3 separate regions of the Homo sapiens genome follow, and all the other regions are linked to region 3. A link is a loop called in an ENCODE intact Hi-C map of the cell type or tissue named here. Cell type or tissue: IMR-90. All regions are shown on one strand. Each heading gives the region's core, and the rest is flanking DNA. Links, peaks and the distances in the headings are about the cores only.

Region 1 (10,535 bases), core at 4,679-7,178, 230 kb after region 3:
TCCATTACTGATAGATGCTGTCAGCAAAGTAAGAACAGGAGAGAACTTCCTAAACCTGATCAAGCACATCTATGAAAAGCCTACAGCTAATGTCATTCTTAATGATGAAAGACTGAATTCATTCCCCTATCATCAGTAATGAGACAGGATATCTGCTATTGGCACTACTATTCAGGCTTGTCCAACCTGCAGCCCACAGGCTGCATGCAGCCCAGGATGGCTCTGAATGTGGCCCAAAACAAATTCATAAACTTTCTTAAAACATTATGAGATTCTTTTGTAATTTTTTTTAGCTCATCAACTATCCTGAGTGTTAGTGTATTTTATGTGTGGCCCAAGCCAATTCTTCTTGTTTCAGTGTGGCCCAGGGAAGCCAAAAGATTGGACACCTCTATACTAGAGGTTCTATCCAGGGTAGCAAGGCAAGAAAAAATAACTAAATAATACAAGCCATTCAGATTAAAAAGGAAGAGGCAAAACTATCTTTTGTCATGGTTTATATGATCATCTATGTAGAAAACCCAATACATTCTACAGAAAACTGCTAAGAGTAAGTGAGTTCTGCAAGGTTGCAGGATGCAAAATCAAAAAGACAAAAATCAATTGTATTTATATATAGTAGCAACAAACAACCAGAATTTAAACTAAAAAAGCATCATTTACAATAGTATCAAAATATATAAAATATTTAGGGGTAAATCTGACAAAAGATGTGCAAGATTCTTACACTGAAAACTGAAAAACATTGCTGAGATAAATAAGGAAGACTTAATAAATGGAGAGACATAGTGTGCTCATGGGTCAGAAGATTTGATGTTCTTAAGGTATTGATTGTCTCCAAATTCATCTCTAGATTAAATACAAACACAACCAAAACTCCCACAGGCTTTTTTTTTTTTGTAGAAACAAACAAGATAGTGCTAAAATTTGTATGAAAATGCAAAAGGCCTAGAATAGCCAAAGCAACTTTGAAAAATAGCAAAGTTGAAGGACTAACTATTCCAAGAGCTATTTTAAAGTTACAGTCATCAAGATAGTGTAGTATTGGCTTAAATTGACAAGTAGATCAATGCAATGGAATACAGAACAGATCCATGCATTTATGGCAACGAATTTTTTACAAATGCACAAAAGCAATTCAGTGAAAGAGGGACATCTGTACCCCCTCTCTGTGCACTGCCACACACACACTCAAAGAAACCCCACTTCCAATCTTACACCATATATAAACTTAACTTGAAATGGAGAAAGGCATCCTGGCTAACACGGTGAAACCCCATCTCTACTAAAAATACAAAAAATTAGCTGGGCGTGGTGGTGGGCACCTGTAGTCCCAGCTACTTGGGAAGCTGAGGAAGGAGAATGGCGTGAACCTGGGAGGCAGAGCTTGCAGTGAGCCGAGATCGCACCACTGCACTCCAGCCTGGGTGACAGAGCCAGACTCTGTCTCAAAAATAAATAAATAAATAAATGGAGAAAAGACCTAAAAAGTATGGAAACTAAAACAATAAAACTCCTAGAAGAAAGCGTCAAGAATATTTGTGACCTAGAGACATGAAGAGATTTCCTAGATACTATACAAAAAGTATGATCCATAAAAAGAAACTCATGAGATAGACTTGATAAAAATTAAAAACATTTTTGCTGCTAAAGACAATGTTAAGTGAATGAAAAGACAAGCCATAGACTTGAAGGAAATTATTTGCAAGGCATATAGCTGATAAGAAGTTTTATCCAGATATTTTCAGAACATATATGGAAACTCAAAATTCAATAACAAGGAAGCAACCCAAGTGTTAAAACTATCCCAAAATTTGAAGAGATACTTAATCAAAGATATACTTTTGAAGAATAAGCACATGAAAAGATGATCCGCCTACAGAAATACAAATTAAAACCACACTAACTTACTACTACATGCATATTACAATGTTTGAAATTAAAAAGACTAACCACATCAAGGCTAGATTCTGAAGGAATTAGAATTATAGCACACTGCTGGTGGGAATATAAAATGTCACAAGCACATTGGAAAACAGCTTGGCAGTTTCTTTAAAAAATTAAACACACGCCTACCACATGACCTAGCCATTCTACTCCTAAATATTTACCCAAAGAAAGCATGTGTCCATATAAAACTTGTATGCAAATGTTCACAGCACTTTATTATTATTACTGAAACACCAGGGGTTTGGTCTAGGCCCTGCTGCTCTCAGCACAGAAAGCCAATCACTGAGACAATAAGTATTGCCAGGGAAGAAGGCTTTAATCAAGTGCTGCAGCCAAGGAGATGAGAGCTCAGTCTCAAATCCATCTCCCTGACCAGCTAAAACTCAGGGTTTATATAGCAGGGAAGAAATGAAACAATGTGTAGGAACACAGAAACTAGGGAGGGGCAAGGGAGCAATCACCATGAATGTGGGGTCCAGCATCTGATGTGAAGATCTGGTGAGTTTCAGTTCCTTGACACTTTTTTGAGAGGTCTCAGGGTCCTTTCCTGAGGAAGGAACTCAAATAAAACAAACATAAGTTTCAAGCTTTAAGACAAGAGGGGTCCATTTCTATGTTTATTTTAAAAAGCAGTCTATGGGACTATTAAGTCAGTTTCATTATTAATACACAAAATCTTGAAACCACCCGTTTCCATATGCAGGTGAATGGGTAAACAAATTGAGGCATCCAATGGATTACTACTGAGCAATAAAAAAGAATAAATTATTTTTTAAAAGAAAAGGAATGAACTACTGATACACATGCAACATGAATGAAATTCAAAATAATTATGCTGTGTAAAAGACACTAAGCAAAAAAATACGTACTGTATTATTCCACTTATGTAAAATTCTAGCAGATGTAAATAGATATGTAGTTACAAAAATCAGATCAGTGGCTGCCTGGGGCTGGTGGCACCTAGGGAAATGGAGGAGGAAAGAATCGCATAGTGGCATGAGGATTTGCTATCTTGACTGTGGTGATGAATTCACAGGCATATGCTTGTCAAAACTTATCAGATTTTACACTTGGAATATGTTCAATTATTGTATGCCAGTTTTACCACAATTAAAAATATAAAGCACTTTGAATACTGTCAGAAAGATAGTAGGTGCTCAACAGATGCTAGCTACCATTATTGTTACTTTTTCATCAAATGTTTTTTCCACTAGGTGGATAGCCTAGTTGCTCATTTTCTACTGATTTCACTTTTTTGTAGGAATACTTTAAACATGAAGACAATTAATGAGTCACAGTTTTAAAATACCTCCTCCAGCCATTCCTTTGTTTTCTCACTTTGTCTTGGTGCCATGGATATGTTCAGACACCACATCAGTCTTTCCCAGGATGGTTTCTGGCTTTCAGGTCATACTTTAAAAAGGAGGAATTTGATTTTAAATATTTGGTCTTATCACTTTTTGCCAGCTTTATGGAAATACGATTTATGTATAATAAAATCTGCCCACTCTAATTGTTTAGTTGGATGACTTTTGACAATTTTATGCAGTCCTGTAACTACCTCTACATCTCCAGCAGCCCCAAAAGTTCTCTAATGTCTTTTTGCAGTCACACCTTCCCCCATCCCCATTCCTGGCAGCCACTTATCTGTTTTCTGACAATTTTCTTTCCTAGAATTTCATGTCAATGAGCTCATATAAGTGATTATGCAACATGTGCTCTTTCCTATGGGTCTGGCCCCTGTCACTCCCCATAAGGTGTGGCGAGCCATCCACATTACTGCCTGCATCAGGATTTCCTTCTTTTGACTGCTGAACAGCATTCCTGGCCTGGATGTAGGAGGAATTTGTTTATCCACTCACCTCTTGATGGATATCCAGTTGCTTTCAGTTTTGTTGGTTTTTAGTTTTGGTTTTTGTTTTAGTGAGATTTGGGGACTACTAGAAATAATGATGCTCTGAACATCTGTGTACCAGGCATTTGTATGAACCTATGTTTTCATTTTCTTTGTTAAATATGTAAGAATAGGATTACTGGGCTCTGTATTTAACTTGATAAGACATTCCCAAGCCACTTTTCAATATGGCTGAGCCATTTGCCACTTCCGCCAGCCATATGTAAGCACTCTAGTTGCTCCATGTCTTTGTCAACACTTGGCACTGTCAGTTTTTACATTTGAGCCATTTCCTTGAATGGGTAATGGTTCTGTCTTATTGCCTGTCAGAATTTATTTATGCTTAAAATACCCCAATCTGTATTAGCCTTCTTTCCTAAAATCAACATTTTACTCCAAAAATTCCCTTTATACAATAATTAGATGGGTGAAAGCTGCCAAAGAGATGGCAGTTATAAAGTGATAACATGCCTTCTCACACAATCATCATGTTTTTAATGAAATATTTAGAATATATATTGATCTCTTATAATAAACCATAATTACTTGATTGGTTCTATCTAAGAAGGCAAATAAGGAATGTATCATTACCGAAAAGTATTTCAGGCATTTTATCTATAGGCTTTTGCTTGGGTAGTACCAAAATAAAGACAAGGGGGAAAAAGATGTCCAGGATAAAAGTTACACTTAATACTTTAGTAACACACTATGTGGTACATTTTATTAAACTCAGATCCACGGCTGAGTCAGAAGGGAGTGTACATGAGGGGACCTTGGGGTCAGGTCATAGATCATTAGAAGAGCAAAGAGCCCACACTCACTGCTCACATGGATCAGGCTGTCCTGGCCATTGTCTGTGTGTATTGGGATGGGGTGATGATAACATAATCCTCTATATGGAAATACGCATACACATACATGCACACATGCACGCAGGAATGAGTAATTGGATTTGGATTAGGATGGATTTGGGTATTAATTCGGTACTTAACTTCATTATATAGGTGCTTTATCAAACAAGGACATTTTATCAAATAGTATCACCAAAAGCCCATTTTACCAGGCCTTGCAGGCATGTTCACTGCCCTCCGGATTCTCAGCAGGCTAACGTCGTGGCCTCCTTCAGCAGCCTCTCCTGCCTGTGCCGCTGGAAGTGACAACTTGGTGACAAGCCAGATGTGACGGCCTGGGTTTCTCTTCCTCGGCACACTCCAGCCGTGGCCTTAGGAGCAATTGCAGCGTCTAGACGGGGTCTGTATCCACACCAAGGCTGCATTCCCGGCCTCCTTCTTGTCTCCCTCTTTGGACTGTCAGCTCTACTGATCCACTTTCCACCTATATGGAAAAAAATTTCTCCAGTATTTGCTAAAAATATCCTTTCACATTCTTGACATCAGAGAAAATTTCCAAAAGTGATTTGCATAATCAAGCACAGAGATTGGGGGCCATAATCGCAGTCCAAACTCATCCGCATGTTCATCCTTCCTGGAAATATCTTGGAATTCTTCATTTCGGTGAGTCTGTTTGGGGATGCTTGTGGCAGCAAAGGGGATGAGGGGCTTAGAAAGAAAGACACACACTGCACGGTGACCTTTATGTCTTGAAAAGGTGGCAGAAATATTCTGCCACAGGCCCCAAAACATGCACAATGAACTTCTTACTATTTTAACTCAAAAAACCCTGCAATTCCTTACATTCTTCCTAAAATCGCATGCTTTTGTCTGAAGCCACACATCAGCAATATGCTTGTCTTGCCTACTTTAAGCATAATAGAAATCATATAAAGCCACGTGAACCTTGTTGTTTAGGTATCATTTCAGGTATGGCGGGCTTTTCTTCCCCGGACTGTGAACGTACATCCGTGTTCTCGTTTGAAGAGTTACAGTGGAGGCAGAGAAGACAAACCCTCCCCTCCCCTCTCTTTTCACTCCCACTAATTCTTCAGTTCACATCAACAAAACATATTAATAGGGGAGTCTTTTGCAACAACTAACACCATGTATTTGGCTGCATGTTTTAGAAGACCTCCGAAAATACCTGCGAAAGAATGCCATTCCCTGAAAGAACCACCCGTGCACAATCAGCATAGAGGCATTGTCTCCAGATCTGGGGGGAAATAGCTAAGATCTTGCCTTTTCCCAATGAGGCCCCCTATTAATATATACCTGTGCACATTTTTATCAGAGGAACTAATAAGACGATAGTGAGGAAGCAAAGTTAGCTATTAGATAACAATTCTCCTGCCAAGAGCCATAATCTGACACAGATTGAGCTGGGCGTAGTAGTCCATTAATGGTTCACGGCTCATACAATAATGACCTACTAACCTGACGTGGTGTTGCTTTCACATTCTGCTGTCCCCTGGGATGCTACTGTCACTGTGTTATCTATTGCCTGCTTCCCTATCAAAGAAAAAAGCAGAGCTGAAATGTATGTACGCATCCAGCCCTGTAGTTCATGGCACACCAACCCTAGCAACTGGAGGAACAATAGATTTATAAGATTATCCTACATTAAGCCAAACATGCCTGACTGCACTGTAAATTACTAAATAATAAACCAGGTGGTGTAAGATCCTGACTTGGACAGAATATAAAAATCTATCAACCTGTAAAATACAATAACCATAAATGTGCTGTGTAGCTGATGGCTCAGGTAAACCATCCACCTCTAGGATCCAAGGTTTCAGCAAGACAATTGCAACAAAGCCATGCCACATTTTACACTTGGCTTCCTTTTCTTTTGTGCTTCCTGTCGGCAGAGGAAAGATCGCTGAGTTAAAACACTTGGGTGTCTGTTTTGTTTGTTCAATGTCTTTGTTTGGAATTGGCCACTTCTCTCCTAATCGGCAATTGCTCCCGGGCTGTTGCCACGCAGTCTGGGGCTGGTGTCTTCCAAGATGACACCAGGTTACATAAAGATTGCTTCGGTGCCCAAACTTCACATTCAAATGAGCTTGAAACACTCCACGCTGCCTGGAGAAAGTGAAAAACACAGGAAAGATGCAACCTTCAGATGATATATACCTTTCTCTTGAGAAAAATATCATAAAACTTGGTTAACTCAGTAAAACCCTGTCCTGAATTCCACACTTCAGCGGTCGTTGCAGAAATAAAATGAAGATGAAGTAAATTCTGCTCGGTCTTTCCTTGCAGTCCCCTGCAAGAGAGATTCCATTTGTATGAATCTCAGGGAAAAAAAAATTAATTTGACTTCAGTGAGAGATTCCAAAATGATCCCATAAATTGTGATTCCAAAACATACAAAGCTAATTAATTCCTTTTTAGGAGATTTTCAATAAGCAAACCAGGTTAAGTTTATATGATTTACAAACAGTGTTTACATTCATAGAGGTGCAACTAATTGCTACATGGTTTGACATCATTACAGAAAAATGCTGGGGGATGCAGGCAGTTTAATTAGGGGTGGTTTCAAGTTCACTACGCGATTACCATCACAGAGCTTTTCTAATATGCTTATACAGTACAGTCATGCTAAAAAGTGATTACATTTTGCCCGCCGCCTGCCTAAATTTTGAATGAAGAATTAGAATCTCTATATAAAAGGTTATGCTCATACAGTTTAGATTTCTTCTGAATCACCGTCACCGGCTTCTGCCCCTCAGACTTCATCTCCTCCTATTTTGCACATCAGCTATCTGGCGACTGTGTGCAAGCCTTTGTATCCATCACAAGACCTCCTTGGAGCATTTTCAAATGATGCTGAAAACCTTCACGCTTAGCAAGATGTTTTAGAAGCAGATTTTTACCATCTACGTAGTTCCAATACAACACCAGCCGTTGTTTATAAATAATTTAGTTCCAAATTACAACTCACTTTCCATTTCAGTCAATAACAATTGTTTTGCCAGTTTTAATTTTTAAAGTTTCATCCTGTTAAGTTGCTGTCTTCTGCAATAAACTCAAGTTGCTAATGACAATGTCTCTTTGGAGGGCTAAGAACTGAGAGGAGGGTGGAACTCAGGGTATGACCTCTAGAACCCAAGACATCTGGATTTCAATGAGCCCTGTCACCACCACAAAATGACCAGGAGCTTGTATTACAAATATCAAGTTAACATCCTTAAGTAATATATAACTAAGAACCAACCCTTTGGAATATTCTAGAATCCATGTGAATGTCCAAAAAAAATTCCCTAAGTCTCTCCTGTCCGAAAGAGGCTCACAATTTAGTCCTGGAGAGATGGCCGCTTGGCGGGAATCACTTCCTTTAAGGCTGAAAGGACAACAGGTTCAAACGGTGTGCGAAGATAATTTAAACTTCAAAAATACCACTCCTTCATGCTTTTTATTTATTTTTTAATGCACATTTCTAAGTTTTGGCCGAAGTACTTGCAAAACACTTTATGTTCCACTGTTTTCTGTTCTGGATTCTGACGATTCTGTTTTGAAGGAAGAATAAATGAAATAAGATTCCCCAGAGCAAATGATTTTACAGTGCAAGTGACACCTCACAGAGGTACCCTGGCTTTTCACAGGAGTTTCAAAACACAGACATCAGAGGAAAAAAATGTTCAAGAAACCTCATATTGTTGGTGTCTGGACTTTAATGAAACAGACTCCTGCAGGTGACCACTTCCCACAAGTTAGTGCCTTGGGGTGGAAGACACAAAAAAGTATAAAAAACACATTATGGCCATACAGTCTTGGTGCTTGGGCCACACAAGAAACAAAATTTCTCATGATACTTTAAGGGTAGTGGGATATCTGTGCTTTGGAGAGCTGATTTGACTCTTGAAGGAATAGCTTCACCTTTACCAACAGCAACTGCTAATTTTTCTATTCAAAAGCAAATAACCAATTTCTAATTGACTTTAATTAACTTGAAGACAGCACCAAATTATTACATACATCTGTTAATAAACAAACGATAAATTCTGGATCTGAAATTGAAGTCACCACAAGTTTTAAAGCATTAAAAACTTGTTTTAAAAACCACATCTCTGGTCTCTGGCAGACCACAGAGCAGCAACTTTCAACCCAACTCACCACTCTGCAGCATGGTCCTGAAGCCTCACTATAAATTCTTCTCTGGAATCTTCCATGTTCTCTTTTTTTGTTTGTTTGTCTGTTTTAAGAGACAGCGTCTTACTCTGTCACCCAGGCTGGAGTGCCTTGGGCAGAACATAGCTCACTGCAGCCTTGAACTCCTGGGCTCAAGTGATCCTCCTGCCTCAGCCTCCCAAGTGGCTGGGACTACAGGCACAAGCCACCACACCCAGCTAATTTTTTATTTTTTGTTTTTTTGTGGAGACAGGCTGATCTCGAACTCCTAGGCTCAAGTGATCCTCTTGCCTCAGCCTCCCAAAGTGCTGGGAATACAAGTGTGAGCCACTGTGCCCAGCAATGTTGCCCCTGTCCATGGTACTCTCTCTCTAGCTGCCCCCTCTATGCTTTTCCTGTCACATCCCTGAAATGGATACATGAATGTCCCCACCTGAAACAAAGGTAAGCTCACGAACAGGTGTGTCACCCCCACAGTGACTTTCCCAGATGGAGCCCTTTCCTTCCACAGGGAGGTGGACTTAGCTCTAACCATTGCCTGAGCCCACAGTGGAGACTGTGGTGATAAGCAATGCTCAGCCCCTGGCTCCAGCTCTGACTGTGAATTAAGCTAGACCATTGAGATGAGTGATGCCATGGATCGAGGGCATGGATCAGACAACTGATCAGGGCCCTGGCTGAAGTACTGGGTCCACATCCTCCGTTTCTTTCTACCTGATCATCACCAGAGGAATTCACTGTTTCCCCTTCTGTCTCTGATTCCGGTGACTCTTCAGAACCAACCCAATACGTTGTTGCTTAATTCATTAATTCCATGGAAACTGACAGACCCCAAACACTGTACTCGAGCAAAGGTGAGTTGCAGGAGACCAGCGCAAGTCTCTGTGAATGCACATCCTGCAAGACTGCCTAAACTAAAAGGATTACCACAATTGCCTAACAATTAGCAACTTCCAGCTCCTATAAAGCAGAGCCTTTTGCCATCCTCTGGCTTACAGAGCATTCACTCACTGTGGATTCAGAAGACTCTTCACATTCATGGGAGCATGTCCCGAGACCCTCACAAACTCCCATCCAGGGACACTGAGGTATATCATTATATCATGTCCAACAAGCTTACTGGCAGTCTACACACAATTGTAGAATGCTCTCCAAACTTCCACTGATGCTTAGCCCTCATCAGCAAGTAATTTCTGCCCTGGATGAAGCATTCACACCCACAGTTTCATAGGTCACTTCTTCTCATGACCGCATTGATTTTCCAGGGGACCCATTCTGGTACTGGGTAGGGGCCACAACCCAGTATTTTGTTCTCCTCTTTCTCCAGAGTTCAATTTCCCAGATATGAATCACCATTTACTTTACTTTCTCTTTATTTCCAGCATTAACAAATAGCTTGTGGTGTGTGTAAGGTGGAAGGGAGGGGTAGCGAATACTTCATCATGAGAAAATGAGTTTGAGCCATTTTCTTGTCTCCTCTTGTCTATGAAGAGAAGAGGAGACCCACACAGCCACATCATAAACCTGCTGGGTGTTATCTGGGCTCATCGATTCAGTATTCACAGCATACAGAATCCATTTTATGGCATACAAAATCTAAATATGTGGCTCAGCAAATTACAAATGACTATATGCCATGAGCCTTCTAGGTTACCTACAAGTAGCCA
Region 2 (10,385 bases), core at 7,886-10,385, 860 kb after region 3:
CCCAATGTCAACTGCAGACTTTAGTTCATATTCGTGTATCAGCATTGGCTCAGGTGTAATGAGGATACCACACCAAAGCAAGACGTTAACACTGGGGGAAACTGGGGGGTGGGGGGAGGTGGGGGGATATGGGAACTCAGTACTCTCTGGTCATTTTTCTGTAAACCTAACACTGCTCTAAAAAATAGTCTATTCAGTGTTTTTAAAGCGTTATGAGAACACCTTTAAATCTGCATCAGATGCAGAGGAAGACAAGGCCAGGTTAGGGGTGCCTGTTGCTGGTGTGGCTTCAATGTCCCTGCTTCATGCCCTGCCCCCCAGGCTGTTTGCATCTCCCAGTCCTTCCTCCTGACTATGGGATGTCATTCTGCAGAGCCGGACGTGTGGTTCTTGACAATGAAAACTTGGAAAGGACACCTGCATTAATCTGTCAGAAGAGCATTTAGGCCCCTGCCAGCCATATCCCCTGGTGCTGAAGTTCTTACAAAACTTAAGAGGCACTCGTGCAGTGGCTCATGCCTGTAATCCCAGCACTTTGGGAGGCCAAGGCCCGAGGATCACCTGAGGTCGGGAGTTCAAGACCAGCCTGACCAACATGGAGAAACCCTGTCTCTACTAAAAAAAATACAAAATTAGCTGGGCATGGTGGCACATGCCTGTAATCCCAGCTACTCGGTAGGCTGAGGCAGGAGAATCACTTGAACCCGGGAAGCGGAGGTTGCGGTGAGCCGAGATCGTGCCATTGTACTCCAGCTTGGGGCAACAAGAGCAAAACTCCGTCTCAAAAACACACACAGAAAAGAAAAGAAAAGAGAAAAAGAAAACTTAGGGGGCACTCAGGGAGGAGCCCCTCCCTAAACCAGTGAGCAGCATCCCAGGCTCCAGTGCCAAGAAGACTAAGCCGGCTTTCCTGGGTGTTACCTCAAATAAAAGGGACACTCCCCCATGGGGCCTAAATGACCCTGTTCCAAGTGATGGGACTCGTGGGGGAACGTGACCTTTGATGCAGGCCCCATCACTGCCCAGAGTTGGGGTGACCCTGCTAGGGATCCCCACATGCACGCCTGGGGAAGGCGCACGCTGCCTGCCCATGCCCATAATCAAATCCCGGGCTTGTACTGCACATATGTCACCCTCGGATGGCCCCAGCCCAGGCACAGGCCTCCAGACCTGTTCTTCAGCAGCTCCCTAACATCCAGATTGGCCATCTCTGTGCAAGCTTTCTGATTCAATGAAAACTTAGAGAAAGCGGGAGGGGGTGCAGTTCCTTACCAAACCATTGTGGAAACCTGGACTCAGCTGGCAGGCCTCAATGGTCAGGGTTGGTCTTTCTCCCTTTGTAAATTCATCATCACAAGGGCAAATGCTTTTAGGGCCTTAAACACTGCCAAAGTTTTGTCTCCTTCTGTGCTTTAACATGGCACCCTGCCCCCAACTGCTTTCTGCTGAGAGGGACAGAGGAAAATATAGGCAGGAGGGTGGAGGGTGGAGGGAGGAGGGAGGAGGGAGGAGGGAGGGGAGGGGGGCGGAGGCAGGGGCGGCGGCTGGAGCTGCCTGTCTGGGCAAATGCACGGCCTCCTCTCCAGATGTGCAGGCAGCTCCGTCTTCCAGCAGAGACACGCTGGAGCCGACTCCTTCCGTTCGCGGGGCCTGGGCTCCATGTCCTACAACAACACAACCGCGAGCCCCTTCCTTTCCGCACATGTTAAACTCATTTCCTAGTGAATTACTGGGAAGGCGCGGCTGCTGCCCCCACCACCGTTTGCAGAGGATGCGCCCCATCCACTCGGGCACCACAGCCCTGCATGAATTTTGAGTATTTTCTAGCTGAGCAACTTCCAGCGAAGGAATTGGAGAGGGATCGTTTTCATTTGTGTTGTTTTTAAGGGGAAGGGGAAATGAGTGATTCAAAAACAACTAAAATAAGAGTTTCCCTATACCCCTCCCTGCAGTGCTCTCTATCGAATTGTTGGCAAATTTATAGCATTTACTCTTTTGACAGATATGTCTGACCTTTTTCTGAAAACATCGTTTTGAAAACAGTTTTCTCAAGCTTCTACAATTTAATGAACGCTGGTTACCCCAAAGTCTAAGAAGCTTATAAAATTCAACAAGAACAACAACAAAAAAAAACCCCTTAACCCATGAAATTACTGCACTAATTTTTCTAAATGATAGCCATATTTTTATTAAAGCATGAATAATGCCAGCATAATGTCTCATTATATAGAGTTTGGACCACAAACATTTTTGGGAGATTTGCTATTAAGATAAACAAACAAGAGGAGCTTGTGTTCTGGCAAGCTGACGGAGGGAATGGTTTTCATTTTCTCCAAGTGTAGGCTGCAGAAGCTTTGCCAACTGCAGGTTAAGCTCCTTGAGTTTTCACTTCCTGTACCCCCACTTGTCAATCACTTCCTGTCTGCAATGACAATTTCCATCATTAGAGCTTGGAATTTTTATCTTCTTCAACGTGTCTCCCTTTGCCACTGTTTGAATTCTGATAAATTATTCACCATCTTTAAAAAGTAACCAACAATTACAGCATCACAGTGAGCCACCTATGCCTAGCAAAGATCACCGTCCTCCTGGTCTGTCTCCTAAAGGCTTTGACGAGGCCAGCTTCTCCTGCTTTCTTCGGCATCACGAGAAGGCCTCTGGCCAGCCCCAATTATCTTCTGGTGCACAGAGTAATTATTTGCTTCCTGTAAGCATGCGTAACAGAACCTCGAGTTTGGACGGCTTTCCATAAAGTAATCCAATTCACCCATGCCATCCTAACACAATTACAGGCACTGCAATATCTTCGCTCCTCACCTGATAAGGCTGCCGCAGCGGTGCAGGATGCTTTCCGTCAACATGCCTCCCAGAGTATAGCTTCTGACAGCCCTGCTTCCAGCCCTTGCCTCCACCCCTGCACGTTCATACCCGGCTGCATGCTGCTGCAGGGCCTGGGGAAGGCAACACCACGAGGTTTTCACCCTTGCACAGGCAGACGGGAATCCGAGTTGGTGGAGAGTGATGCGGAAGTCATTGTGGGTGTGTAGCTTGTTTTCAAACCCAGCCCTTGACTGGCCTGGCGGTGGAGTCTTTACCCAGCTCAGGCAGCCATAAATCTCGCAGGCCTCCTAGGCCTAGGCCAGAGATGCAGGCCTGGGCCTGGTGGTGGCCCTGACCCACCGCGGCAGGCGACCACGCAAGCTGTGACACACAGCGGAGGCTAACCGTGCAGCCGGCGTGGTGCACACCCGCATCTCAAGCTTATGGGCAGGGCAAACCTACAAAGTGGGCACTGTTCCTGGCGCCTCCCTCTTTAAATGAAAGCATGCCATTGTGCCTCCATAATGCAGCTCTTCCTTTTCTGTTTATTTTCAGAAGTTTAGGGGGAAAAATTGAAAGGATGAATGAATGCAGTGAACTTTTTGCCTCTCCCTACTGGCGCTGCCAGGGAATAAAACAGCCATTCACACCTGAGCCCGGCGAAGCCAAATGGGGCCGGTGCCAGCCAGAATCAGATTCTTTGTAGCCACATCCATTCATCCAAAAGGTGTTTTAATATTGCCAAATTTCTAGCCAATACTTTCCCTTCACTGAAGGCCCAATGTATTAAAACAGACCCTGAACCAAAGAGCATCTCCAATGCACAGCCTCCGCCAAGAGAGGATCTCCAGGACCCCAAGGCCTATCCAATGATAATTATATTCACATCTTTAAGAAAACTGAGAAGGAAAAATTAACACCAAACTATACTGTTTTCATTGCATTATGCAGATGAAATGACAAGTTGTCATTTAAGAAGTTAATAAACAGTCTCCGTTTTGCAGGTTATCCAAATGCTACTGAATAGAAAACCTTGGATCCCTAAATGATGTGTAATTAATATTATTTTTAAAATCCTCCTTGACAGGCCGGGGCTTAGCCAAAATGTAAATGACATTAAAGAAGACAATGAATTTAATTTTATTTAATGTCCCTTTTTGCAGATCCTCATTTACATAGCATTTTTAACAAAAGCGTTGACCTTATAAATGCTGGCATTTGTACAGCTTCAGCAGAGTTGGATTTAATCACGCTCGTGCAAAGCCATGAGGGAGGAAGCTTTAAGTTCTCTGCTTGGAGATGGAGTAGGAATAAAAACATTGGGACTGGTCAAATGTTTATCCTCCCCGCTTCTGAAAACAACCTGACAAGAAGATGTAAAGGGCTAGGGAATAACCCGGTGCTGTTTGTAAGGCTTGGTAATAATCATACATAATCGTTTGGAAATATAGCTAATAAAAAATATAATGAGTGTTCAGCAAAATCGGCATTAGGCCCAAATTACACGATATTAATACTTGAACAGGTGCAGAAAGGCGCTTTAAATGAGGTAAATGAATAAAATGTCCCAGAGCACAACTGTGTGTGCTGACAAAAAGTCAATCCCATGAATAATTCAGTGAGCAGGACTGCCAGCAAAGGTCGGCTCTCTTTGACCTTTGTGACAGGAAGTGAAAGGAAACACTGTTGACTAAAAAAAAAAAAAAAGAAGAAGAAGAAGAAAGAAAGAAAAGAAAGAAGAAAGACAGAAAAAAAAATCTCCAATCGTTGGGCTACCGTTCCACAGTCACTTTAAAGGTGTAAACTTAAAACGCACATATGAATCAAAGTATGGCTGTGCAGGGTAGGGGGGGCGCAGAGCTGAAATGGGGGTAGTCAGGTCATCTGACTAAAGACAATGTGAAATCACAGACAATGGAAGGTTAAGCAAATAATATTTCCCTATGACACAACGTCAATTACGCATAAAAATCTGAGGTCAGCTGAAAAGTATTTTCAGAGCCCACAGGATTGAAATTTTATAACAGCTGTTAAATATGACAAAACTTCATCCTCCCCCCTCTTCAACCCCCACCAAAACTAAAGCAATTCCAAACTCTGTATGAAAGAAAATGGGATAAACAGATGTCTGGCTTCCAGACAGGAAAGTAGGACAGACTTGGAATGATAAGTCTCCCAACTCTATAGACTAATGCCAGATTGATTGGGGAGGGGGCACCGCCTGCCGCAGAGATGCCAGCGAGTGGGACGCCGGAGACGGTGCCATCTGGAACCGCCCCGCCGAGCCCGCTCCCAGCGCTGCATGGAGCCCCTGCGTGTGCCCGGCCTGCCTGGGCAGCCACAGCCCCTGCTCCCACCACCCCTACAGTTGGCCTCCCCACTTTGCAACAGTTGGACCTTGCACCTTCCATCCACCCAGCCCAAGCAAGGAGGGGGAGAAAAGGAGTATACACCTTCCTGGGCATTTCCAGAGCTCCTTGGGAAACAGACCGGGATGGCACGAGCAAGTGATGGGAGCCAGAGTGTGGTGTTGGCTTAGCAGCTACACCGACATCCTGGAATCATTTGCAGCCCTTGGAATGCACGGGTGAAACAGGAGAGATTTATCTGTTCATAGTTGGGATATGTGGACAATGGGTGTTCCTAATGAAGACCATCTGCTTTTGTGTTTTCCCAGAAAACATTATTCCACGAGGAAAATGATACTCCCATCCTTTTCAGCAATACCATTAAAAATCATTTGTGTGTGTATGTACAGAAGGTGTACATGTGTGTTTGTGTGTGTGCACTCTTCCTTTACTTGCATTTGGTTCTCTGCAGGTCACACAATCTACCATAGATACTTTTTTCCTGTAGTATCTCTTTATTGACCATGCTTTTTACTTTACAATGTTATGTTTCTTCTTTGCTCCGTAAGTTGTTATATTATTTTAAATATACTGCATATAGTTATAACCATGGTGCTATTAAAAACTTGTTCCTCTAGCAATGTTTTATGAGAAAGAAAACAGTTAACATAAGTGAAACCTTTGCAGTGCATGAAATGGTTTTGTAATGGGAAACAGCCTCACTTCCCCCCCCCCTTTTTTTTTCTCTGAAGGGTCTTCATGCCATTCATAAGTATTTAATGCTTCTGAAAGATAACTGAACTAAATTGTGTAATTAATTGATTTAAGGCATCAGAGTCTATAGAATGTGATTACCCTGCCAGAGCGAGGAGCTTACTTCTCTGTTCTCATAACACAGAAAGGCAGTCTCAACGTGCCGGGAGAGGCTCGGTGTGGGTTGGAACAAATGTGGGCCCATTGATCTCAATTCAGGTTGGAATTATTGGTTTATATCCTCAGGACAAATATGCCTTATCTGGTCAGAACCTGCTAAATGTATCCAAAGGCCACAAGGAGCCGGCAAAGCACGTTGTATATAATTCTTTTTTAAGCCAACTAACCAAATGAGACACTGCTGATGGGGACCTGGAAACTGACTCCCCAGTCTGGTGGGACATTTTATTCTGCAATACTCAAGAGAAAAGACAGGCTAGAAACTCAACATAAGCAACTAATTTTCAGAGGCAACATACACCCCACAGAAATGATTATCATTATGAAACTGAAACGCATCTCAGTTGCAAAAGACGGTGTCAGTCTAAAGAGATTGCCCTCCTATAGGTATTCCTCTTTCTCTGATTAATCTAACTTGCCCTAGTGAACACTAAATTCTTCATTTTTTTCACGTAGAAATATGCCGTAAGCTGGAGACAGTGCCAATACTGCAATCATTTCACAGGGATTTACAACAGACAACACAATGCTAATAGTACTTTGCCATTCTAAGTGACAGCTTTCTTAAGAATGCTAAAAATGTACATTGTATTTGTCATTTCATAAAACTACCCTCACCTTAAAATCCCTAAAATAGACGGTGATTAAAATTTCTATAAAATTGTCATATCTTTGAATTTAGGAGCAGAGCAGATTTTTCATCAATAATTAAGACCTCCAAAGCATTTATGCCAGGCGTAAATGGAGCTTCAATCCTCCTTATTCAAATAAACATGGTAAACCCATTAACCAAATGTTTTTACGTTTTTCCCCTCCTCTCATGCTTCTAGAATATCAAATAATCACACACTTCTCTTAGGTTATAAAAATATGAGTAATCTTAGCACATATTTTAATTAACCAAATATAAGACAACATTCAGACGAGAATTAAGGAATATATTTCTGCATATCTGGGGAAAATATTTCCCACCATATGATGAACACTGAGTATTAAAAGTTATTCAGCATCAATAGTCAATAAAGGATTGAATGTTGCACAAATCCAAAGTGATTTTGAAGGGAAAACACAGCATCCAAAATGTGAGCCAAATCAACATGGCTACTTCATCATTGTGGCATGCTAGAAGTCTCACACTTTATAAACAAGTCCTCTTTTAAAATTTAAAGTATCACACAAAAGATGAAACACTTTCGCAATCCTTCATTTAAAGCCAACATGCACTGCCTTTTCAAGCAACTTAGACAAGACTCCAATAGTTCAAACACTTCTAGCCAATCAAGAAAATAAAATAAATTCAGTTACAAGACAATAATCTAAGGCTATATGATTTCCATGGCCACAACACTAAAGACAGATATAATTATATTGATTTTCATAGTTCGAGTTCTATAAAGTGTTGAACTTGTTCTCAATTGCCTGAGTGACAGCCACAACTGGTCAACCCTATTTGATTACTAATAAGAGAGCTGTCCCTTCTGTCAGATACCGAACATTCTCCACTAAGCAAACAGCTATTCCAGCTAGTTAAACATTAGCATTGCTCTCCACTGGTGGCGCATATTTCTTTAGGCTTAACTCATGGAGTTTTCCGGGTTTAATTTTTCAGACACTGGACAGCAAAGTTCATGATCAAAAGATAACTTTGTAATGAAAGCTGCGGAAATTCAACCCCTCTTCAAAACCGTCTAAACCTCTGCTTCGCAAAACTGGTGTCATATGTACACGTCTAACATTTATTCAATTTGGGTACCAATTTCAAAATCTGCAGTCAATCACACGCTGGGCCTTTTGCTGCTACCCATTGTTGGAAAGAAAGAAATCCTCCTCTCCTGCACGGCACCGAAACCCAGCGAGTTGGGAGAGGGCTGGGCGAGGAGGGTGGTGGTGTTTTTGTTGCTTCAACTAAAGCTATGCCAAATGCACATTAGCACCATTAGGGCTACTGATTGGTATCTTAAAAGGATGCAGCATTGCCCAAGGAATATGAGAAACAGCAAGATGAAGAGCAGCAAATGTAAAGAATGCATACAGCTAATCGAGTTATGAAAATTAATGTTGGAACATGTAACCAGCATGTGTAATTAGTTTCAATTATAACAAGTTTGGTTTGTTAGTTACATATTTGCTACTTGACATAAAACGACAGCTACAATTGGAAAAAAATTAGGACACATTTTGCAACTAATTGAGAGCAGATTAAATTCATTCTAACGCTGGGCAACAATTACAACAGTAACATCACCCAAGTCTCAACTTCAACTATCATCAGAGATAAAAATAATGTAAAAATGAAATACTTGTTAACAAATTAGCAAAAAGCATTTTATGACACATCTCTAGGTTTAAAGCCAGAAACTCTCTAGGCATAAAGTGCTCCTCACAGCGAGAGCAGTGGCAGATGAAACTGCTTCCCTTGACAACTCACAAGCAATTACTGAATCCCCACAGAGCGAGCCACCAGGTTTCCAAGTCAACCCACCTGTGCATGATAACACACGCGGACAACAAATGGTGCAATGCACAAGATGGGCTCGACACCAGCCTCAAAAATATGGAGCAACTGGAAACCAAGCAAGGCAAAACGTTTTGTTGCTGCTGCGGTTTTGTTTTGAAAAATAAAGAAGTCATCCTTACCTGTCAATGATTACAGGGTCTGAGGGCGTTTCGTTTCTATTGCCACAACTTTTCTTGTCACAGCACCGGCTGTGGAGCAATTGTAAACAGTGGTTTTAATATGCATTTCCCCCTTTTATGCCCGACTTGTATTTTTTTTTTTTTCTGACGTCTGACAATGAAGCGGTAGGAGTCAACTACCAAGGCAGTTTGGAGAATTTAAACCCAGTGAGTTCACGTGTTCTGCGGCTAAACTTACGATGTAACTTTCTACCGGAAGGAGCAAAGTTGAACCTATCTGTTAATACCAGGAGGGTAACCAGAGTACTATATAGATTGTGATGCTAAAATATGGAAAACATGTTGTCGGTGTTTGTCTTTGCAATGAACTGAGGAGAAGGGAAGGCAGGAGGCTTGGGAATAACTTTTCACAGCTTCGGCTTTTGTTTACCTCTAATTGTCAAGCTGTTATTTCTGGAAAAGATGCAAGATGCCACCTTCAACCAATATTTCTTTGGGGCATTTATTAATTATAACCACAAAAGCATGCATCCATCTATCACAAACTTCTATTGTTCCTTCTTTAAGCCTACCTTAACTCTGTTATTGAAACTTTAATTAAAGCAGAAATGAAACAAAAATGTTATGCTTCTTGCATTTTAAAAAAGCATACTTGTATAATGGTTACATGTCTAAATTAGCTAAATTAACACCATATGGTAGGCAAAGTATATAAAGCCTTTTAAAGCTGACAGCTAAAGTGATTAAAGAAAGTCTACAGTCTTCCACTTAGAGCTTAAATCACATCTGTGCGCTTTCTATGTTAATTGCAGTACATGCAGAAGTGGATAATAAAGAAATTCCACTTTATTGGTTGTAATTTATATTTATTACCTGATATGAGAAAAAGTCAGCTTTTGTATATTAGTGCTGTAACAATATGTCTGCTCAGAAATGGCATTTAGGCAACCGGCATCATAGCCAGGCGGAGTATGCCCCTCAGAGTATGCGGCCTGCTACTGTAGCCTGGAAGCCTGCAACGCTTTCCTTGCTATTCCTTGCAACTATATTTCACATGCCACACATACAAAGTCAATGATGCATTTTTATTTGCCATGTAGGGGTGAAACTCTTGTGGTAGTTAGAAAAAACAGGTGGGAAATTGCTCTTCTGACAGAGATCTCAAGTAACGGGCACGCTATCTAACAACGACACGAACGCTGCATCGCTGCTCTAGGGAAGAGGTTAACTGACAGAATCACAATCCAATTCTCACATACACGCGCGCTATAGTAAGTACAAAAGAGTTTCCTTTTTATCAATAACAGACAATTGTATATCTCAGGATGCGAGCGCCTGAGAAGGAAGTAGTAAAATGATTCCGAGTGATCCCTGACTCCTCCGGCACCGCGGACGGATGCATCACCCAGACCTGTTTTCATTTTTGACTACACTGCAACGACACGGCCCACATATTAATCCGCTCTGCTGAGCAGCGGGTCGCGTTGATCGTCAGCGCTGGGGGGAAGGAGCGCGGGCTCCTCCGCGGCCCGGCGCGCGGCCTCGGGCCGATTACATTTCAATCGATGCCCTTCCCGGAGCTGGGCGGGGTGGCGGCGCCTGGACGCGGCGTCCTTTGTAGACGCAGCTGGCGCCGAGGCAGCCCGC
Region 3 (10,535 bases), core at 5,034-7,533:
CAAATGGAAATTGTTCTGCCTTTATGCAGGGTGACTGGAGAGCCCCTCATAGAATTAATGCTTTCTCTTTTCTCTCTGTGATTCTTTGGGTCCTTGTATGATTCTGAATGGAGATGGGAAAAGGGAGAGAGAGCAAATTAAAGAAATATTCATAACACTTTTCTCCTAGCACAAGCTCAGTGGGTCAACCAAGATACTCAGAGACCATCCAGTCTCAAAGAATTGAGTTCCCTCACCAGTGCCCCCCAAATAATAATATAAGACAACCACGTCTTTGCATGTCAAGCATTTAACCATTTGCTGCAGGGTCCATACACACATACACACAGTGGACTGAGTTGAGCAACAGCCACATCTTTTCATAAAGAGGAACCACTGGGCCTGAGCTACTCTGTGGCCTCTTACACAATCACTTGGAAGACCATATGCTCCCCATGCTGGAAGCAATGTTTAAAAACCCAAGCCCAGCTACTCTGGAATCCCAGGGACTTTGAGGAAGGGGAGCTCCTGAGCAAGGGCAAGGCTGGGTGATATTCCTAGAGATGCAGTTTGATTCCTGAGGGAGGGCAAGTCCTGGTGGTGTTCCTAGAGATGCAATTTGATTTGATCAAGGACTAGGTCAAACCACAGCTCTAGGCGTGGCCTCCAGGGGTTTGTCTCCCCAGCGTGACCTTAACATGTTTTCCATTCTCCCTGGGATCAGACAGCCTCTTGCTCCCACACCCTTTGTCCCCAGGGTCCCTGTCTCCACAGAGAAACCCCGCTGGGAGTGGGGCTCCAGGCATCAGGCTAGAGAAAGAAGAAGGACATCCTACACTGCTGAAAGGAGCCGTGGGGGAATGACAGCTCACCAGATGAGCATAATGGGGGCTGCAGAGAAATTTCAGGACAGGGAAACGACATTTGATGCCTGAAGGGAAAAACCTGTGGGAAGCTTTGGGATGTATTGCTGTAGCGGGAGACCTTGGTGGGGCTGACCCTTCAATACAGGATACGCGTTAATGGACCCAAAATATTGAAAGCAAATATTGACTCCAGCTCCTGAAAAGACTTTAATTATTTATTTTGAATAATTTGATACTCAAGTAAATTAATGCTAAAGCATTTCTCTGTTTGTGCCAAATCAGTGCTTCTCAGTGGGAACTCGGCCCATCTTTGCAGGCAAGCGCTCACTCTCAGTAGGCAGTCCATTTCTGCAGAGTGCCATTAAGTTAATTTCAAAAAGAACCAGTAAAGGTATATGGAGCAGGCAGTAATAGCATGGAAAATATCCAAAATTACTAGACCCAGCAACAGAACTTGGATGCCATTTTCATGCACTAATAATTTGTAGTCTACATATTGAAGGTAACTATAAACTGACTACTTTCCCTGCTAAAGCATTCGGGTAATTAAAAATACGCTGTTAGTTGTCTACGTTTCAACATGGGGGAACAAGATGCCTTTTTTCTCTTCCTTGGTAAATGCAGTTTGCAGACTATTATCCAAAGTGACGCTGAAGTCCTTTGTCACAGGGATTATTTCACGTCCTTGTTTTCCTTCAGGAGTATCAGGTGGGTTTGCCCACCAGGCCAGAGAGCAGAACAGAGATGCTGTGGGGGAAGTTCCAGGAAATGGTTTCATTTTAGACGGATTACTGTACTAGGAATTTGTTAATGGGGGCGATTCTGGATGAACCACACAAAATTAAACATCTGACAACAGGAAGGCCCCCCCAAAATACATCATATGCTTTTGTTTAGAAGGGAAATGTAGAGAACATGGGCAGGAAAAAACTGTCAAACAACATTTTTAACTTCTAAGACCAGGTAAAAAGAAGACAAAGTATTTAAAGTTTCTATGAACCTCCTCTGTGTGGGTACTTCTTGCTGCTTCACGGATTTCCAGGAGGAATTACTTCCTTTCACTTCTGTTTCATCCTGACAGCCACTGTTTAGGCTGTTTTTATAAGCTACCCATTTCTATAAATCCCTGTAGAAAAGAGATCAATTTAACCAAGGAAAGTTAAAAAAAAAAAAAAAGCAATCTTTTTGCTATTCATGAAGGATATCAATAGTATAGCAACCAGACTTGGCCACAGTCATTGTTCCTTTCCCATGCCTGCAGAAGTTGTAGTTTCAACAGTACAAAGCCCTTTAACTATTAATTGGGTCTAAGCTACACCCATGCAATTAGTCAAGTAATCACTCCAAAGGACAGCGGCTTTGATCTTCAGAACGAAGAGATATGAAAATGACAAAGAAGCAAAGTTTCATTCTGGGTTTTCCATGCAATTTTGGTTTACCTCAATTGGAAGTGTGGGTGAGTGCTTTAATTATGGAGACAATGCAAGGTGGCCCCAGGGAGGGCCATGGCTTCCAGACCCACTCAGTGCTACCATCTGGGGTGGATCTTTTCAAGGCACTCTCCAAAATTATCAGATGGATTTGGTAATTCTCTCAGTAATTTACCCAAAAGAATTAAATTGTCTCTTGAGGTTTCAATCGTCCCTGGAGAGGCTGTATCTTGGCATTTTAAAAGCAACAGCACAGGCCGGGCGCAGTGGCTCACGCCTGTAATCCTAGAACTTTGGGAGGCTGAGGCGGGCAGATCACGAGGTCAAGAGATAGAGACCATCCTGGCCAATGTGGTGAAACCCCATCTCTACTAAAAATACAAGAATTAGCTGGGCCTGGTGGCGCATGCCTGTAATTCCAGCTACTTGGGAGGCTGAGACAGGAGAATCACTTGAACCAGGGAGTCAGAGGTTGCAGTGAGCTGAGATCGCGCCACTGCACTCCAGCCTGGTGACAGGGTGAGAGCGAGACTCCGTCTCACAAAAAAAAAGAAATGCAACAGCACAGAGGCCTGAAAGCCAAAGAGTTGGAGACTCAAAGACAGATTCCCTACTCATCTGCAACTCCCAGAGCTAGACGGACTCAGTATCTTCCCATCTGACATCTTGCCTGGCACTGGCTTTTCTCTTAATCCCTTCCATGTTCTATGGTCAGCTACAAAATACAGCATACTCACACCACATGATGTTTTGCACCATAGTGAGGGTTGTTTCTGAGGCTCCTTCTGGATTTTCTACCTTCCCAACCTCCCCAGTGAATCAGGCTATGTATATCATATACATACAAGGTCTACCTGACCTCCCCAGTGAATCAGGCTATGTAAATCATACGTATGTATCAGTCAATAGTTGGGAATGTGCTTGAGCTGCCTTCCTCAGTTTCACCTCCACAGCTCCCTGGGAAGCTGACATCGCCACCACTGCTGTTTAGGCAAGTGAACATGAGGCACCTTCCCCAAGATCAAAAAGCTAGGTGGACTGAGGAGTAGGGCTCAAACACAGCTCAGATGCTGCTGAAGACTCATCCAGAGCCTGTCCTAACTAACTTCACACCCTGAACACACAGGTGTGCTGGGCTTGGGCCCTGTGCGGTGTCCCCAGAGCTAGAGAAGTAAAAGAAGAAGAGGGAGGTGTCGGAGGCTGTGGACGGGCTCCGTGTGTCCCCTCCCCTTCCCTGGCGCAGACGTGGGTGGTCGTATCTACAATATGAGTTCAAAAGAACTGAAAGTCCTCTTGTCAAAATCTCTCCCTCACTCAAGGCCTGACACTGAGAAAGAAATTCCCACCTTTCAGTTTCCTCCTTTAGGCTAAGTCGCACGTCTGAAAAGCTCTGAGAAGCATTGCATGGGAGGGGAGGCCCATTAACTCAGGATCCCCCATTAGCCCACATTTCCAAATTTGCACTCAGCAGGACCCAAAAGGAATGACATTCAGTACTGGAACATCTGGATCAGAGAAAAAGGGAGGGAGGGAGAAGCCGAGAGTAGTCATGGTGAGAAATAGGGCAGAGGGAACTTTCCCCAGGAACTGGGAAGCCCTTCATTGGCAGGTGCCAAGTGCCTAGACCGGATGAAGGAAAAAGATGAGAGACAGACAGAGAGAGAGCGAAGTGGACAAAGGTGAACTGGGAAGCGCTTCTAGCAGCTGATAAGACTGAGAGGGCACATTCCCCAGCTTTGCCTAGGATGGACATAGACAAGCCAAGGCAGTAGAAGTCACCCTGGTCCAGGACGCTTTGCAAAGGCAGCCAGCATGGCAGAGTGATAGGAGTGATTGAGAGCTTGCCAGCACCATCTCCCCGCCATGGAACATGGTACCACCATTAGAAATGAGACCTGGGTGCCTCTTAGGACAGGAGGAAAATGACTTGGATATGTCTCCTTCTCTCTTCCTAGTGCAAAAGATAGCACTACCACTGGACCAGGAAAGATATTGGAAAAGTCTTCATAAAAACCCTGAGATGTCTGTCAGCCAATTCATAAAACCCTGAGTTGCCTGTCAGCCAATTCATAAAACCCTGAGATGCCTGTCAGCCAAGGGTGACCTCCAGGACCACTGCATGGGAGATATTTCCTTAGGGCCTCGCAGGCAGCTACAATGCAAGCCAATTTACCTGATGTTGAGATTTGGGGTGAGAAAGTGAACCCTCCAGTTTCCCAGAAGTCTGTCTCACCAGATGCAGAGACTCAGCCTCTTCCAGGAAGCATCAGGATTGGATTTGGGTCTGAGTGGCCAGCTTTCAATAGGACTCATTCTGTGACTCCAGGTCAAACTTGCCAAATGTCTTCCGCAGATTAAGTACAGAACCCTGGATCAAACCCAAATGTGGAGGCAAGGAAATCCACTTGCAAGTAGAATGAGGGTCTTAGACACATTGCACAGGTTTAGTGAGGGCCTGGAAACTAAATCTGTGTTATACCCACCCCCACCAGTAAAACTCAAAACTGTGGGCCAGTGTTCATGACGTATAGGAGTTTGTAACTTCATCTTCTATAATCCATTTCACACAAATGCACTCCGGCTTGCTTCCTGGGCTAAAATAATACAGGTACTTATAAGAATTCACCCACAGAGTTAACATAGGCAAATGCTTTGGTCCCATAATATATGAAGTCAATGCTTGGTTTCTTCTAGGATTCAGGCACGTGCGCACAAACACACACAAACACACACACACACACACACACACACCACAGCAGAAAGGGTAGGTTTTCTTTTATCCAGTGCTTCTACTGCATAGAGAAAAAGCAAGGGCTATATTTTATTTAATACAACATTTTCAAATATTTTGTCCTACTTTCTCACACAGCACCAAAAATATCCTACGTGGTAGGAAAATAGAGTTAGTGTAAACAGAGGTGAAGTATAGCTTGCTGAAAATATGCAGAATGAATTTTTGGTTAAAGGATGGAGAGATTCAGGATGGAGGCAGCAACTCCTCTCCCCGCTACAGGGATGCCCGGTAGGCAGTGGAGAAAATGTAGTAAGTACAACTAAAACTGGATTTAATCATCGCTACTAATAAAGGGCCAAGGCTATATAGCAATTTACTGTGCTGTCGGCAAAATGAATTGCTTAAGGCACATTAGCAGGACGTTAGATAACACACACGCAGTAAGTAAATTATGATTAAAATAACCATAGAGTAAAGACTGTACATGCTCCACCGCCATAACTCTTTTTAAAAATCTTTTAAAGATACCTCCCCCAGTGAATCTGTTTATCACCTCCTACAATTTTAATCAAATTCAATAAGCATATTTCTTACTCTATAAAATGTTTTTGATTGGTCTTTTTATTTTTTTTTCCAATTGGTAAATGAAAGAATGATGTCATATGACAGCATTAAATACTATTAAACAGACCATAACTAACATCAGCCGTATAAATTATACATAAGCTGACATTTTTATGCACTTCGTGAAGAATTGCTTCATGGGTTGTACAATCTTTTCCAAAACAAGCTCCTCAGAATAACGTGACTGCTTATGTTTCATGGCTACAAATGGGTAACTGAATTAGCATTCATTTATGAAGTTTTCACAGGGAACCCTTCTCATTCAAATACTTGTAGATTATAATTTATTTTTATCTGAGGCATAATTTTTCATGTGGAAGTTTTGCCAAAATCAATAGAACCAGAGCCAAGCCCTGTTCCCTATTCCCAACTTAGACCCTCCTCTTGGCTGCTGCCTCCACGTGTCTTCTCTAGCTGGGAAGGTAAACAAATGAGTCTGCCTCATAATTGTCATCTCTGCCAAAGTGCTGAGCTGAATATTATTTTTTACCAGTTCAGCCCACCGCACTTAGAACTCTATTCACACACGTTTTAAAATGGCTTTTTGCATTCTTACGCAAGGAGTGCAGGCTCTTGTTATATGGCAGGAAAACAGCATATTTCATTTCTGATTCACAAGGAAAGTCCATGCCAAAAGTGTCAATGACAACCCCAGGTTTCGAAATAGCCTAGATTAACACAGAGAATGTGCAGGGGCTTGGGAAACCCTCTTCTGGAGGAAGGGGTCGTATCAGGTCCTCTTTGTGCCTGCAGACAGTTGGACTCTGTCCCAAACCAGACAGTGTTTTCTTATAGACACGGGCAATGTGCGAAGAGAGCAGGATCTGGCAGAAAAAACGCTGAGGTATTAATCAAATAAGAAAGTCTAAGGGCCACCAGTTTTCCACAGTGTATCATCACAGTAAACATATGAGGATGAATACCCTGTTTGCTGTGAGTTTAAATGTGTCTGAATAATCCTGGTGACGTTGCAGGGACTTTTGATTCCAGTAATTTATCTTATATGGTGAAAATTCTTTTGTTGCTTTAATTTGCAAAGGTTTTCTTTCAATTTTCTGAAGTCCAGACAGTACCATGTACCCAAGCAAAAAATGCACCAGGAGATGTGAATTGAGCTAATGCATGTATAAAGTGCTGGGCGCCTAAAAGCTTGACAAATACGGGACTGCTATTGTCATTATTGGGATTTTCACTGATTCAAATGCTGGGTAATGTTGACTCTGGTTCAACACATTTGGGTGTATCTCTTGATTGGCGAGAATGCACTCCGACTATGCCTGTGCCATTTTTGTCCATTTCTCTATACATTTCATACCTAGCCATACTGCTGTAGCAAATGTTGACACCCACTAGGATTTTACTTTAGCTGAGATATTTTGCATTTGCTTATAATAGAAGAAAACCCTCTTTGCACACCTAGGAGTTAGTGCAGCTTGTTAGCCCACACCCAACACGGATCTCAAAACTTTGTGAATCCCAAATTATCACCCTCTCCAGGTTTTGAGTCTAAAGCAGTTTGGACAAAGGGGCACATTCCCTGGCTGTGGCTTATTGCGGGCATGCAACTGGGTGCCTGGCAGATGCCCTGCAGAATACTGGAGATGGCTGAGTTATGACCAATGAGAATTTCAAAATAGGAGAGCTGATATGCAGAGACAGCTACTATGTCAGGGAAATTACGTGGGCACATGAATGCATGTATACATATGTATGTATGTGTATTGTATGTGCATGTGCACGTATGTATATGTGTATATGTATTGCAAGTGTGTGCCCACACGCATATACATCAGACTCAAAGATGGCATTTTATTCCTACTGCAACTATTAAGGCTTTTTTGTAGCTTGTGGACACAGCTCTTTTCACCCTGGCCTTCCCCGGTGAGGTGCAGCTGGATTGTGAGAGGCACCCTTAACTCCCCCACTGGAAGTGGCCCAGGAACACCACAAAAACCCCAATGGGCTTCTCTGAGGCTTCTGAGTCAGGATGCAAAGAACAGAAGCTGGGGAATAGTAGTACATAAACTCAAAGCCCAAGTGCTGCCTGTGATGCTCCTCAATGAGTGTAGAAATCTGAAGCAAGTCCAGATTTAAAATCCTGGGAGAAGGACCAACAAGACAGAAATGATCGCATTTAATTTTTATACTTCGGACTGTAAAGCAAACAACGTTTTGATTTTTTCAGCATTACTGAGACATGTGAGGAAGGAATTCTAAGAATGAGGACACTTTCACCCCCATGACCCTATTTGTCCCAAAGACTTCACTTACTGTTTTTGCTGATAACTCACAAATCGAAGTTTTGGCCTGAAACTCTCTCTTGCGGTCCAGACGGGCATCTCACAACAGCTACCATGCTCCAGCACTGAGCAAGTGCCAGGCAGCTTCTAGATGCTTCCTTTGAGTTAGCCCAACACAGGCAGGGGAAGCAGAGGATCAGAATGGTTAAGTCCAGGCCTATAGGCATCAGGGAGGGTGGCTGCCTCTGCAGCAATCACTGCAGTCAGCGTGGTGGACTCAGCACTTGCCGTCTTCACCCCAGTGTCCCAAAGGCACTTCCAACTCTTCATGTGCCACAACTTAACTCTTCTTCCCACTCCAAATATGATCGATGGCCTGTGATCCCTCCCCTGGAGAACAGGACCTCCCGCCCTCAAGGGGAGAACATACGGGCCATGTGTGCCCAAAGGTGGGAATCTTGGGGGCCATGTTAGAACTGTTCTTGCCACAAGTCAAAATCTGAAAGCATAAAGCTTTGGCCAATCTTTGAGTGCATGAAGACAGTGGTCACCTTTGGTGAAAAGACACTTGGGGAGAAAGTCTGGGTTCCAACCTCCCCAGGAATGGGCCCTAGCATGAGGAGGGCACTGGCTGTTATGGCCATAGTCACCATGATCTGGCAGTGTGTATTCACCGGCACCCGCTCCTCGCCAGGCACTGTGCCCTGTGTCCCTCATGGGTATCACAACAGTTTGCCTCACCACAGGAGAGCTTTGGCTACGAGGCAGAAATTTGCAAAGAAGGGCTGGAGTGAACCACCTCTCCTCTGTGATACCTGCACTCGAATAGACAGGCTTTGATTTAATGGCCTGGAAATTAAGGGATGCACTCAAGGAGCTGCCTTCTGGCAATGGAGGGCAGGATGCAGGCATCTTCTGTTGATGGCATAGTCATCCCTCCTGTTGGCCAGTTTGTGGGTAATTCTGGAGCAAGCTGCCCAGGAGGAAGGGACTTGACTACCCTAGGCCCAGAGGAGGGCTAGTGTACAGAGATACCCCTGGCTGTTTCTAAGATTCTCTACCTGAGAGGTGCAGGTCTGAAGAGGCCAACTCGTGGGCATGGGGTGGTTCATCTTCCATCTCCCCTGGGAGCAGCCCTGCTGCCTCAAGGCAGGGATTCCTCAAGTCCAGGGGTCAGCAAACCTTTTCTGTAAAGGGCCGGGCAGTAAATATTTCAGGCTTTGCAGGTCTCTGCTGCAACTACTCAACTCTGTGGTTGTAGCACAAAAGCCACCATAGATAATGTATCTAACAAATAAATGTAACTCTATTCCAAAAAAAAACTTCATTTACAAAAGCAGGTGGTGGGCTGGATTTGGCCTTTGGGCTGCACTTTGCTAACCTGGCTGGAGTCGCCAGCCCTGAGTGGGCAGGGTGAGGCAGAGGCAGGCGTGGAGTTCACTCCTGGCTTTCTTGTTCTTGGGATTCTACTTCTCTGTAGATTTTCACATCGCACCATTCCAGGCCATCACTTAAGCCCGACTACCATCACCCTCCATGGGGTAGAGTGGAATGAAGAGTGTCCTCTCCAAATTCATGTCTACCTAGAGGCTCAGAATATCACCTTATTTGGAAACAGGATTATTGCAGACATAATTAATTAAGGATCTCAAGGTGCAATCATCCAAGATTTAGAGTAACCCCTAAATCCGATGAGTACTGTGTGTATTTATCAGAAGAGGAGAGGATGCAGAGACACAGGGAGAAGGCCATGGCGACAGAGGCATAGATCGGAGCGACACAGCCACAAGCCAAGGAACACCAGGAAGAGGCAGGGAAGGATCTTCCCCTAGAGTCCTTGGAAGGACCAGGATTCTGCTGACACTCTCAAACTTCTGGCCTCCAGACCTATGAGAGCACGAATCTCCAGTGTCTTAAGCCACCCACATTGTGGTCATTTGTTATGGTAGCCACAGGACACTCATACAGTTGGGCTATCTTAACAGCCTCTGAACCAGAATTCCTCCCTCCAGCATACCGCAGCACTCCCCAGCCTTCCTCCACATTGCATCCCGAGAAACCTTCCTAAAATATACGTCCAGTCATCACATAGCCCAATGCTTAAACCCCTTCCATAGAAACTCCATTTCCTACACCGTGACCAGGCTCCTAAACATGGTTCCCCACACACCTACACCTGTACTTCCCTCCACTCACGCCAAGCCTCAGTCACACCGAGCTGCTTGGAATCTTCTGGTTGCGGTAGCAAGCTCTTACCTCCTGGTGTTGGTATGCACAGTCCCCCATCTGAACTGCCTCCTGGCTCCCTCATCCTGCCACTCTCTCTCCTGCAAGATCCCTCTCAGAGGGCATCTCCTCTGGACAGATATCCTTAACCACCAGTGCATCATACCCTAAAACTTGACTCAACTCATTGATGTGTTTTCCAAACTTCTGACATCACCACCCTTCCCCAGGATTTTCCACATCTTTGCACAACTGCACTTTATTTTATTATTTTTTAAAATGATTCTTTTTTAATCAAGTATATTTTGAAAATAAAAATCATTTGTACCATTATGATAAAATGGGGGCGGGGGTCCAAACTGCTTTTTAAAATAAAACTGTAATTGCAAATGAAATGAAGCAATGTTATTAACATTAGAACTAGATGCTGGGGAGG

The links. Hi-C counts contacts between places; a loop is a spot of excess contacts. Peaks named below come from ENCODE experiments on the same cell type or tissue, not always from the same donor. Only the 100,000 strongest peaks of a DNase experiment are listed, where the experiment ranks them.
Region 1: it touches region 3 in a loop (4-fold over the local background); 4 of 110 quality-filtered maps call a loop at or near these places.
Region 2: it touches region 3 in a loop (6-fold over the local background); 4 of 110 quality-filtered maps call a loop at or near these places.

Annotation. Positions count from the first base shown.
Region 1 is chr10:129,316,868-129,327,402 of GRCh38, forward strand. No RefSeq gene overlaps it. Among named protein-coding and RNA genes, the nearest start is that of MGMT, 150 kb to the right of the region's middle. In IMR-90, for the core only: no CTCF peak of the experiment used is centred there; no DNase peak of the experiment used is centred there; H3K4me3 peaks cover 249 bases; H3K27ac peaks cover 1,111 bases.
Region 2 is chr10:129,948,520-129,958,904 of GRCh38, forward strand. EBF3 (EBF transcription factor 3) reads right to left here. Exons shown (of 17, transcript NM_001375380.1): 6 at 8,739-8,807. Among named protein-coding and RNA genes, the nearest start is that of EBF3, 11 kb to the right of the region's middle. RefSeq lists enhancers at 573-1,407, 9,719-10,385. In IMR-90, for the core only: no CTCF peak of the experiment used is centred there; no DNase peak of the experiment used is centred there; H3K27me3 peaks cover 902 bases.
Region 3 is chr10:129,090,421-129,100,955 of GRCh38, forward strand. No RefSeq gene overlaps it. Among named protein-coding and RNA genes, the nearest start is that of LINC02667, 180 kb to the left of the region's middle. In IMR-90, for the core only: no CTCF peak of the experiment used is centred there; a DNase peak (open chromatin) is centred at 6,191; H3K27ac peaks cover 840 bases.